3 separate regions of the Homo sapiens genome follow, and regions 1 and 3 are each linked to region 2. A link is a contact called in ENCODE Hi-C or POLR2A ChIA-PET data. All regions are on one chromosome and are shown on one strand. The core of a region is the stretch at or near the end of the contact, and the rest is flanking DNA. Distances in the headings are between cores, read along the strand shown. Region 1 holds the start of PICART1 (p53 inducible cancer associated RNA transcript 1). Region 2 holds the start of COL1A1 (collagen type I alpha 1 chain). Region 3 overlaps ACSF2 (acyl-CoA synthetase family member 2).

Region 1 (3,161 bases), core at 248-2,747, 150 kb after region 2:
CTCTTTCACCGCCCCTATCCTCAAGGCGTCAGAGGGAGCGTATGGACAGCTCCAAACGCCCAGACTCACCCATCGCCTCACCCTCCATCCGCCAAGCCAGCGGTTGAGAAGGCCATCCAGTCTGGCTCTGCAGAGGGTGTGGCTGGCGTGGCCGCAGACTACCAGCGAGGTGCTTAAATGTATATGCTCATTTTTCCCCCAAGCGTACGGGAAGGGGGGAGTCCGCTGGGTGTTTATCTTGCAGTTTACCCCAGCTCCCAGCCCTGGAGAGAACAGGCTAGTGCTGGGTACTCGGTTCACAGAATGGGAGAGGACTCAGCCACCGGGACCCCACTTCCGCTCTCATGAGAGATCTAAAGGGCGGAGGGGTGGCGTCCAGACAGGTTCTGGCCCCGTCAGCACTTGCCAATGATTACTGCCCGACCCCACACCCAATCCTCCACTTCCCGCCAACCCCCAGCAGCCAGAGGGCCGCCCCTTAATCCTGGCTCCCAAGGGCCAGCTGCCCTGGGCTCCGACTCAGCTCCGGACCCGCATCCCGCGCTCGCACACTCTCTCGCTCCCACCCCACACCCTCCAGCTTCACTTACAGGTAGCGCTGCTGCCGCTCTGTCTGCCGATGGAGGGCGACCGAGTAGCCGAAGAGGCTGCCCGGGTTCCCGGCCTCCTTCACTACCAGGAATCGGGTATCCAGGTTGAAGGCGGAGACGACGCAGCCGCCGGCCGCCACCATCAAGGCGAGCGCACAGAGCATCAGGCGTGGGGCGCGGGGCGCGCGGCTGGGGCCGGGGCCCATGGCTGCCAGCGGAAGCGGGGTCCCGGCGAGAGCGCGTGAGGGCGCGGAGCTGGGCGTGAGGACCTGTTCACCTGCTCCCCGCGCCGCCGGAGGACACTGGAACCCGCCGGCCGCTGCGCTCCGTAGCGCTGATCGGTTTCGTGCCCCCAGCCCCAGCCAGTTTCACAGCTGCGCTCTCGGATCCCTTCCTAAGATCCGTGGGTCTATCTTCCTGCCTCCCCAGCGGCCGGGTCGCCGCCGTCCCTGCCCCGGGCAACCGGCCCCCAGCTTGTCCCGGCCGCGCCCCCTTGGCCGCGCTGTCGCCTTCGATCCCGGCTTCGCGGCGGATCTGGCAAGCGCACCGGTCGACCGCAAGGAGGACAGGAGGGAGGGGTCCCCCGGCGCGCGCCCCGCCTCCCCACGCCCAGTCCCGCACCTCCCCACCTTGCGAGCCCAGCCCGGGCTGCGCTTTCCTTCCGGGGAAAGAGAAAAAGATCCCGGCTCGGCCGCCTCCTCTTAAAGGGGCAGCACCGCCCCTCCCTCCTCATCCTCCCTACCCCAGCTCCGCCTTCTCCCCCAAACACCTGTCGGCAACCCCCAAAGGCTTAGATTTCCCCTCCCCGCCCCTCGCTTCTCCGAGAAAGCGTCGCCTGGGGAGCAAGATGGATGTGACGGGCGGGGCCGGGGGTGGGATTTGTCTGGCCGCTTTCCTGCGGCTGCTGCTGCTGCTGCTGAAAAGGCCAGCCGGGCTGGAGAGACCTGGCATTGGCGCATCTGGGAACCGACGTCCGTGCGCGGCTGGCTAGAATGCTGGACTCGCCTCCGCAGCGCTGTGAGTCCCCAAGAGGTGGCTGGCGGTCTCTGGGAGTTCTTCCTCGCACTCAGGCCCCTCGCTGTCTTTGCCGAGATTTATTTCTCCTATCCACTCACCCTGATCCGAGCTGAGATTGGCTCCTCAGCAAAGACAGACATATTTAGCAGTGGTAACAACCAAATGTCGCTAATTATAATTACCAAAAAGCATTTTTCCCCCTAAGTGCTGCGACTTCTGGTATCAAAGGCTAAGACTGTCAATGTAGAAATGAGTCCGTCCTTCACAGAACGCACTGCGTAGCCGGGAAGCTGAGCCTAGACCGTATCCATTTCTCGTCCACTCCTGCCTTCAGGGCCCAGCCCAGCAGAATCCCAGAGGCTCCCTCTTCCCACCCAAGCTCGAACAGAGTGTTTGGAGACTGGGCTCGGACGTCAGCACCCATCAGGTGTTTGGTGGGTAGGGCCAGGTGGCAGTAAGTGGGCGGAGACTAAAGGTCTCCTCCACCAAGGAATCAAATCGAAAGGGAACTTCAAGAGGTTACTCTGGCCAGGCGCAGTGGTTCACGCCTGTAATCCCAGCACTTTGGGAACCCGGGGAGGGCGGATCACGAAGTCAGGAGTTCGAGACCAGCCTGGCCAATGTGGGGAAACCCTGTCTCTACTAAAAAAATACAAAAATTAGCCGGTCGTGGTGGCGGGCGCCTGTAGTTCCAGCTATTTGGGAGGCTGGGGCAGGAGAATCGCTTGAACCCGGGAGGCGCAGGTTGCAGTGAGCCGAGATCGCGCCACTGCACTCCAGCCTGGGTGACAGAGTGAGACGTCGTCTCAAAAAAAAAAAAGAGGTTACTATGTACTTTCTTGGATCTAACTCACATTTCTCTTATTGCAGCTCAGAGACCCATTTTCCCCGGAACATTGTTTTTTTGTTTTGTTTTGTTTTGTTTTTGAGACGACGGAGTCTCGCTCTGTCTCCCAGGCTGGAGTGCAGTGGCGCGATCTCCGCTCACTGCAACCTCTGCCTCCGGGGTTCAAGCGATTCTCCTGCCTCAGCCTCCTGAGTAGCTGGGATTACAGGCGCCCACCACCATGCCCGGCTAATTTTTGTATTTTTAGTAGAGACGGGGTTTCGCCGTGTTGGTCAGGCTGGTCTCGAACTCCTGACCTCGTGATCCACCCCGCCGCCTCCCAAAGTGCTGGGATTACAGGCGTGAGCCACCCTGCCTGGCCTCCCCGAGCATTCTTTTCTCCATCTATTCTTAAAATAATAAGAACAAAACACCATGTATTAAGCACATACGCAGCAGGAACTATGCTAAATGCTTCACAAATGTTAAATCCTCACAACAATCTTTGAAGTGTTATCTCTGTTTTAAAACGAGAAAAATGAGGCTCAGGGAGGTTAGGCAATTTGGCAGAGGTCACACAACTAGGATTTTCATCCTGTGTTATCTGACCCTGGAGCCCTTAACTACTTATGCTAATAATGAACATTTATACACTACTTTGGGCGTGTCCAAGTTTGGTGGGTCCTGAAGCTTGTGCAATCTGGGGTGCTCTTTAAGAATAAAATTAT
Region 2 (3,160 bases), core at 661-3,160:
GCAGTCGCTGGCACTAGGCGGGGGCAGACCCTGGGCCACAAGTTGCTGCCACATGGTCGGGATAATTGATGAAGGTCCATCCCTCCATTGCTGTCTCCAGCCCTGCCTCTCTGGAAACTCTATATTTTCCCTTTAATTATAGCCCCTGCAGTCTCCCTCTGCTGCCCCACCCGCACCGCTCATCCTGGCTGCCCACGGCCAGCCGGCCAGCCGACGTGGCTCCCTCCCCTTCTGTTCCTTTTTTTTCCCCTTTGCCTTCGTTGCACAAAACCAGCTGGGGGAGGGCGTGGAGAGGGGCGGGGGGAGGCAATGGAATCTTGGATGGTTTGGGGGAGGCGGGACTCCCCGCTTCCACGTTTGCAGCTCTGGAGCACCCGGGGTGGGGAGCTGCACAGGAGGGAGAGAAATGAACAGGGCACTGCAAGGAGACCCCCAGGCCTTCTCTCAGCCCTACAGAGTTTCTCAGGACGAGGTAGATTGGGGTTGAGGCAGAGCCTTGTTGGGGGAATGGGACATGGAGGAAGAAAGGACGTGGAGTTCTAGAGCCATCTTCCTTAGATATAGCCTGCTGTCCTTCGGGTCCCCAGACCCTTTCAGAGTGTACAGATGATTCTCTCTGGTTCCTAAGGCATAGAGCAATGACCGGGATTTTCAAGAAAGAGATGAGGCAGTGGGAAGTAGCCCCTAAAACAAAGTCAATCATCCTCTGCAGCCCATCCCACACCCCCAAAGGAAAGTTTCACCCAGACACCCAAAATATCCCATACATCCCCAACACTGAGTCCAGGTACAACTGGAGAAGGGGCTTTATGCAGCTCCCAGAAAGACACCCCTTTAGCTAAGTGCCCTCCCTCCACCCAGGTTCTCTCTGGTTTGACTGTGCTGGGAAGGAGGGTCTCTAAGCAGCCCCTGGCCACAGCCATGGCAAACAAAACTCTTCTCTAAGTCACCAATGATCACAGGCCTCCCACTAAAAATACTTCCCAACTCTGGGGTGGAAGAGTTTGGGGGATGAATTTTTAGGGGATTGCAAGCCCCAATCCCCACCTCTGTGTCCCTAGAATCCCCCACCCCTACCTTGGCTGCTCCATCACCCAACCACCAAAGCTTTCTTCTGCAGAGGCCACCTAGTCATGTTTCTCACCCTGCACCTCAGCCTCCCCACTCCATCTCTCAATCATGCCTAGGGTTTGGAGGAAGGCATTTGATTCTGTTCTGGAGCACAGCAGAAGAATTGACATCCTCAAAATTAAAACTCCCTTGCCTGCACCCCTCCCTCAGATATCTGATTCTTAATGTCTAGAAAGGAATCTGTAAATTGTTCCCCAAATATTCCTAAGCTCCATCCCCTAGCCACACCAGAAGACACCCCCAAACAGGCACATCTTTTTAATTCCCAGCTTCCTCTGTTTTGGAGAGGTCCTCAGCATGCCTCTTTATGCCCCTCCCTTAGCTCTTGCCAGGATATCAGAGGGTGACTGGGGCACAGCCAGGAGGACCCCCTCCCCAACACCCCCAACCCTTCCACCTTTGGAAGTCTCCCCACCCAGCTCCCCAGTTCCCCAGTTCCACTTCTTCTAGATTGGAGGTCCCAGGAAGAGAGCAGAGGGGCACCCCTACCCACTGGTTAGCCCACGCCATTCTGAGGACCCAGCTGCACCCCTACCACAGCACCTCTGGCCCAGGCTGGGCTGGGGGGCTGGGGAGGCAGAGCTGCGAAGAGGGGAGATGTGGGGTGGACTCCCTTCCCTCCTCCTCCCCCTCTCCATTCCAACTCCCAAATTGGGGGCCGGGCCAGGCAGCTCTGATTGGCTGGGGCACGGGCGGCCGGCTCCCCCTCTCCGAGGGGCAGGGTTCCTCCCTGCTCTCCATCAGGACAGTATAAAAGGGGCCCGGGCCAGTCGTCGGAGCAGACGGGAGTTTCTCCTCGGGGTCGGAGCAGGAGGCACGCGGAGTGTGAGGCCACGCATGAGCGGACGCTAACCCCCTCCCCAGCCACAAAGAGTCTACATGTCTAGGGTCTAGACATGTTCAGCTTTGTGGACCTCCGGCTCCTGCTCCTCTTAGCGGCCACCGCCCTCCTGACGCACGGCCAAGAGGAAGGCCAAGTCGAGGGCCAAGACGAAGACAGTAAGTCCCAAACTTTTGGGAGTGCAAGGATACTCTATATCGCGCCTTGCGCTTGGTCCCGGGGGCCGCGGCTTAAAACGAGACGTGGATGATCCGGAGACTCGGGAATGGAAGGGAGATGATGAGGGCTCTTCCTCGGCGCCCTGAGACAGGAGGGAGCTCACCCTGGGGCGAGGTTGGGGTTGAACGCGCCCCGGGAGCGGGAGGTGAGGGTGGAGCGCGGCGTGAGTTGGTGCAAGAGAGAATCCCGAGCGCGCAACCGGGGAAGTGGGGATCTGGGTGCAGAGTGAGGAAAGCACGTCGAAGATGGGATGGGGGCGCCGAGCGGGGCATTTGAAGCCCAAGATGTAGAAGCAATCAGGAAGGCCGTGGGATGATTCATAAGGAAAGATTGCCCTCTCTGCGGGCTAGAGTGTTGCTGGGGCCGTGGGGGTGCTGGGCAGCCGCGGAGGGGGTGCGGAGCGTGGGCGGGTGGAGGATGAGAAACTTTGGCGCGGACTCGGCGGGGCGGGGTCCTTGCGCCCCCTGCTGACCGATGCTGAGCACTGCGTCTCCCGGTCCAACGCTTACTGGGGCAGGAGCCGGAGCGGGAAGACCCGGGTTATTGCTGGGTGCGGACCCCCACCTCTAGATCTGGAAAGTAAAGCCAGGGATGGGGCAGCCCAAGCCTCTTAAAGAGGTAGTCGGGCCGGTGAGGTCGGCCCCGCCCCGGCCCCATTGCTTAGCGTTGCCCGACACCTAGTGGCCGTCTGGGGAGCCGCTAGCGCGGTGGGAGTGGTTAGCTAACTTCTGGACTATTTGCGGACTTTTTGGTTCTTTGGCTAAAAGTGACCTGGAGGCATTGGCTGGCTTTGGGGGACTGGGGATGGCCCCGAGAGCGGGCTTTTAAGATGTCTAGGTGCTGGAGGTTAGGGTGTCTCCTAATTTTGAGGTACATTTCAAGTCTTGGGGGGGCCTCCCTTCCAATCAGCCGCTCCCATTCTCCTAGCCCCGCCCCCGCCACCCCACCTGCCCAGGGAATGGGGGCGGG
Region 3 (3,094 bases), core at 525-3,024, 250 kb before region 2:
ATTTGGGGCACCACAGAGCAACAAGAGAGGAGCCTGACGCCTGGACAGCAGGAGCTACCACACCAGTCACAGACTGGCTGTCTCCCAGATAAAGAAACTCCCATCTCCTTTCTTTTTTCTTTTTTTTGCTTTTGAAAATTAAATTATTTATTTTGGGATATTTGTAGATTGATATGCAGATGTAAGAAATGATATTCAGGCCAGGTACGGTGGCTCATGCCTGTAATCCCAGCACTTTGGAAGGCCAAGGCAGGGGAATTGCTCAAGCCCAGGAGTTTGAGACCAGCCTGGGTGACAGAGCAAGACCCTGTCTCTAAAAAAAAAAAAAAAAAAAAAAAAATTTGGGACGGTCTTACTCTGTCGCTCAGGCTTGAGTGCAGTGGTGTAGTCATGGCTCACTGACTGCAGCCTGGACCTCCCGGGCTCATGTGATTCTCCCACCTCAGCCTCCTGTGTAGCTGGGACTACAAGTGTATGACCCCATGGTTGGCTATTTTTTTGTATGTTTTGTAGAGATGGGGTTTTGCCATGTTGCCCAGGCTGGCAATTTTTTTTTTTTTAAATTAGCTAGGCATAGTAGCATGCACCTGTACTCCTAGCTACTTGGGACGCTGAGGCAGGAAGATCTCTTGAGCCTAGTAGTTCAAGGTTGATTACACCCACTGCACTCCAGCCTGGGCAACAGAGCAAGAGCCTGTCTCAGAAACAACAACAACAACAACAACAACAGCACACACACACACACACAAACCCAAAACAACAACCACAAAAAACTACAAAAAAGAAACAATACAGAAATAGCTCATGCATTCTTCAGCATCAATATTCAAATTTTCCCAATGTTAACATCTTGCAAAACTATAGTACAATATTATAGCCAGGATATTGATATTGATAATAGTCAAGACACACAACCATTCCCTTGCCCCCATCTTCTTTCAGTCACTCTCAGTTTGGGTTTCTTTGAGACACACTAATATAATCCTAGAAAAATGCAGGTGAGGCCGAGCGCGGTGGCTCACGCCTGTAACCCCAACATTTTGGGAGGCTGAGGTGGGTGGATCATCTGAGGTCAGGAGTTTGAGACCAGCCTGGCCAACATGGTGCAACCCCGTCTCTACTAAAAATACAAAAAATTAGCTGGGTGTGGTGGTGTGTGCCTGTAATCCCAGCTACTCAGGAAGCCAAGGCAGGAGAAGCTTGAATCCAAGAGGTAGAGGTTGCAGTGAGCCGAGATTGTGTCACTGCACTCCAGCCTGGCCCACAGAGTGAAACTCCGTCCCAAATTTTAAAAAAATGTTTAAAAAAATGCAGGTGAGTATCATGAACTCCCATTCCACAGGTAAAGAAGCTGAAGTACAAAGAGATCAAGTGGATCACGTGGCGGATGAACACCCGAGCCAGGAGCAGAGGACCCGGTGCAACTGCCTCAACGTTACAGCCATGCCTGCCCATGCCCCACCCTCAGATCTGGGAGAAAGGAGAGGGCATAGGTGATTCCTGTTCCTTCTGGTTTGGAATTTATCTCCTATCTGATCATCAGAGATAATATAACCTCAATTTTATTATTCCACAATTTCTACTAACTGATCCCAAGAAACTGGGACCAGGGTAGGGCAGGGTTGAGTTGGAAACAGGTGGCTCTTCCAAGGAATTAAAAGAGTTCTACAAACTCATATCAATGCAATGTGCTCATAAACATAGGACCCACCCATCATTTCGAAAGAGGAAGCATAAACAAACCAATTCTCCTTCCTTGCCCACACCACAAATGCCTGGGGCATAAAGGGTGGCCACTTCTTTTTCTTTCTTTCTTTCTTTTTTTTAACTTTATTTTAAGTTCTGGGATACACGTGTAGAACGTGCAGGTTTGTTACACAGGTAAACGTTTGCCATGGTGGTTTGCTGCACCTATCAACCTGTCACCTAGGTATTAAGCCCTGCATGCATTAGCTATTTACCCTGATGCTCTCCCTCCCCCGGCCCCACCCCTCGACCCGACACTTCTTTTTCTATTTTTTCGTTTTGTTTTGAGACTCACTATGTCACCCAGGCTGTAGTGCAGTGGCACAATTACTGCTCACTGAAGCCTCAAGCTCTCAGGCTTAAGAGATCTTCCCATCTTAGCCTCCCAAGTAGCTGGGACTACAGGTATGAGCCACGGTGCCCCAACTTCTATTCTTAAAGGGATTTGGTTTTAGGAATTTTTTTTTTCAATGCGACATGGGAAGCTTAAGGAGTTAGAGGAAAAACAGCAGTGCCAGTTGTTCTCAACTCAGAACTAAAGTAACTACTTGGAAAGGCATCAGCTACTTAGCATGGGTGTTGTAAAACCCAAGGCTCTCAGGGCCCAGGTGGGACTGAGACCAGATAGGAGCCTTGAAGAAACAAAGCACAGCCCCACCTTAAAGGTGCCAGCAGAGGGCTGGCTCCTGAGAACTCAGGCCCAGATCTGAGTAGAGAAGTCAGGAGCAAGAAATTTTATTTTTTAAGAATTCTCTTGACTTTCCAGTGTTGGCAACTAATGTGTTCACTGCTTTATCCCAAGTGTCTGAGTGCCAGGAACATAAGAGGTGCTCAGATGAATGACCAAATGAATGAATTAAAAATAATGCACATAATGACTCAATTAAAAAATAGTAGACATCTTGCTGAAGGTAATCTATGAATGGCTAACAAGCAGATGAAACGCAAATTAAAACCACAATGAGGTACCACATCATGCTCACTTGGAAGGCAAAAAAATAAAATAAAATCAAGGGCTGGGCGCGGTGGCTCACGCCTATAATCCCAGCACTTTGGGAGGCCAAGGCGAACAGATCACCAGAGGTCAGGAGTTCGAGGTCAGCCTGGCCAATATGATGAAACCTTGTCTCTACTAAAAATACAAAAATTAGCCGGGTGTGGTTATGGGTGCCTGTAATCCCAGCTACTTGGGAGGCTGAGGCAGGAGAATCGCTTGAACCTGAAAGGTGGAGTTTGCAATGAGCCAACATTGTGCCATTGCACTCCAGCCTGGGTGACAAGAGCAAAACTCTGTCTCAAAAAAATAAAAAATAAAAAAACAAAATAACAAGTGTTGGCAAGCATGTGA

Evidence for each region. A loop is a pair of places that touch in the nucleus more often than their neighbours do. ChIA-PET counts read pairs that join two places held with the same protein, here RNA polymerase II (POLR2A). Pooled maps may share reads with other maps.
Region 1: a loop to region 2 is called in a pooled map, with 4 times the contacts of the local background. The contact joins the promoter of PICART1 here to the promoter of COL1A1 in region 2. A Hi-C loop is called at or near these places in 7 of 50 pooled maps. POLR2A ChIA-PET finds 5 or more read pairs at or near these places in 4 of 52 experiments (AG04449, AG04450, K562 and 1 more).
Region 3: a pooled map shows a loop between it and region 2 (3-fold over the local background). The contact joins the enhancer-like site here to the promoter of COL1A1 in region 2. A Hi-C loop is called at or near these places in 2 of 50 pooled maps. POLR2A ChIA-PET finds 5 or more read pairs at or near these places in 2 of 52 experiments (PC-9 and activated T-cell).

Annotation. Positions count from the first base shown.
Region 1 is chr17:50,054,075-50,057,235 of GRCh38, reverse strand. PICART1 (p53 inducible cancer associated RNA transcript 1) reads left to right here and starts at 1,497. Exons shown (of 3, transcript NR_038230.1): 1 at 1,497-1,607. ITGA3 (integrin subunit alpha 3) reads right to left here and starts at 1,126. Exons shown (of 26, transcript NM_002204.4): 1 at 591-1,126. The coding sequence starts at 796. RefSeq lists a silencer at 1,053-1,192 and an enhancer at 2,172-2,698.
Region 2 is chr17:50,200,381-50,203,540 of GRCh38, reverse strand. It overlaps COL1A1 (collagen type I alpha 1 chain), which reads left to right and starts at 1,910. Exons shown (of 51, transcript NM_000088.4): 1 at 1,910-2,130. The coding sequence starts at 2,028. RefSeq lists a silencer at 2,646-2,695.
Region 3 is chr17:50,451,416-50,454,509 of GRCh38, reverse strand. All of the region lies in intron 1 of ACSF2 (acyl-CoA synthetase family member 2), which reads right to left. Among named protein-coding and RNA genes, the nearest start is that of CHAD, 16 kb to the left of the region's middle. Within about 2 kb of position 1,774, at least 4 of the 41 ENCODE cell types and tissues checked have a DNase peak (open chromatin) inside an H3K27ac peak, as active enhancers do; they include PC-9, where a contact is called at or near this core.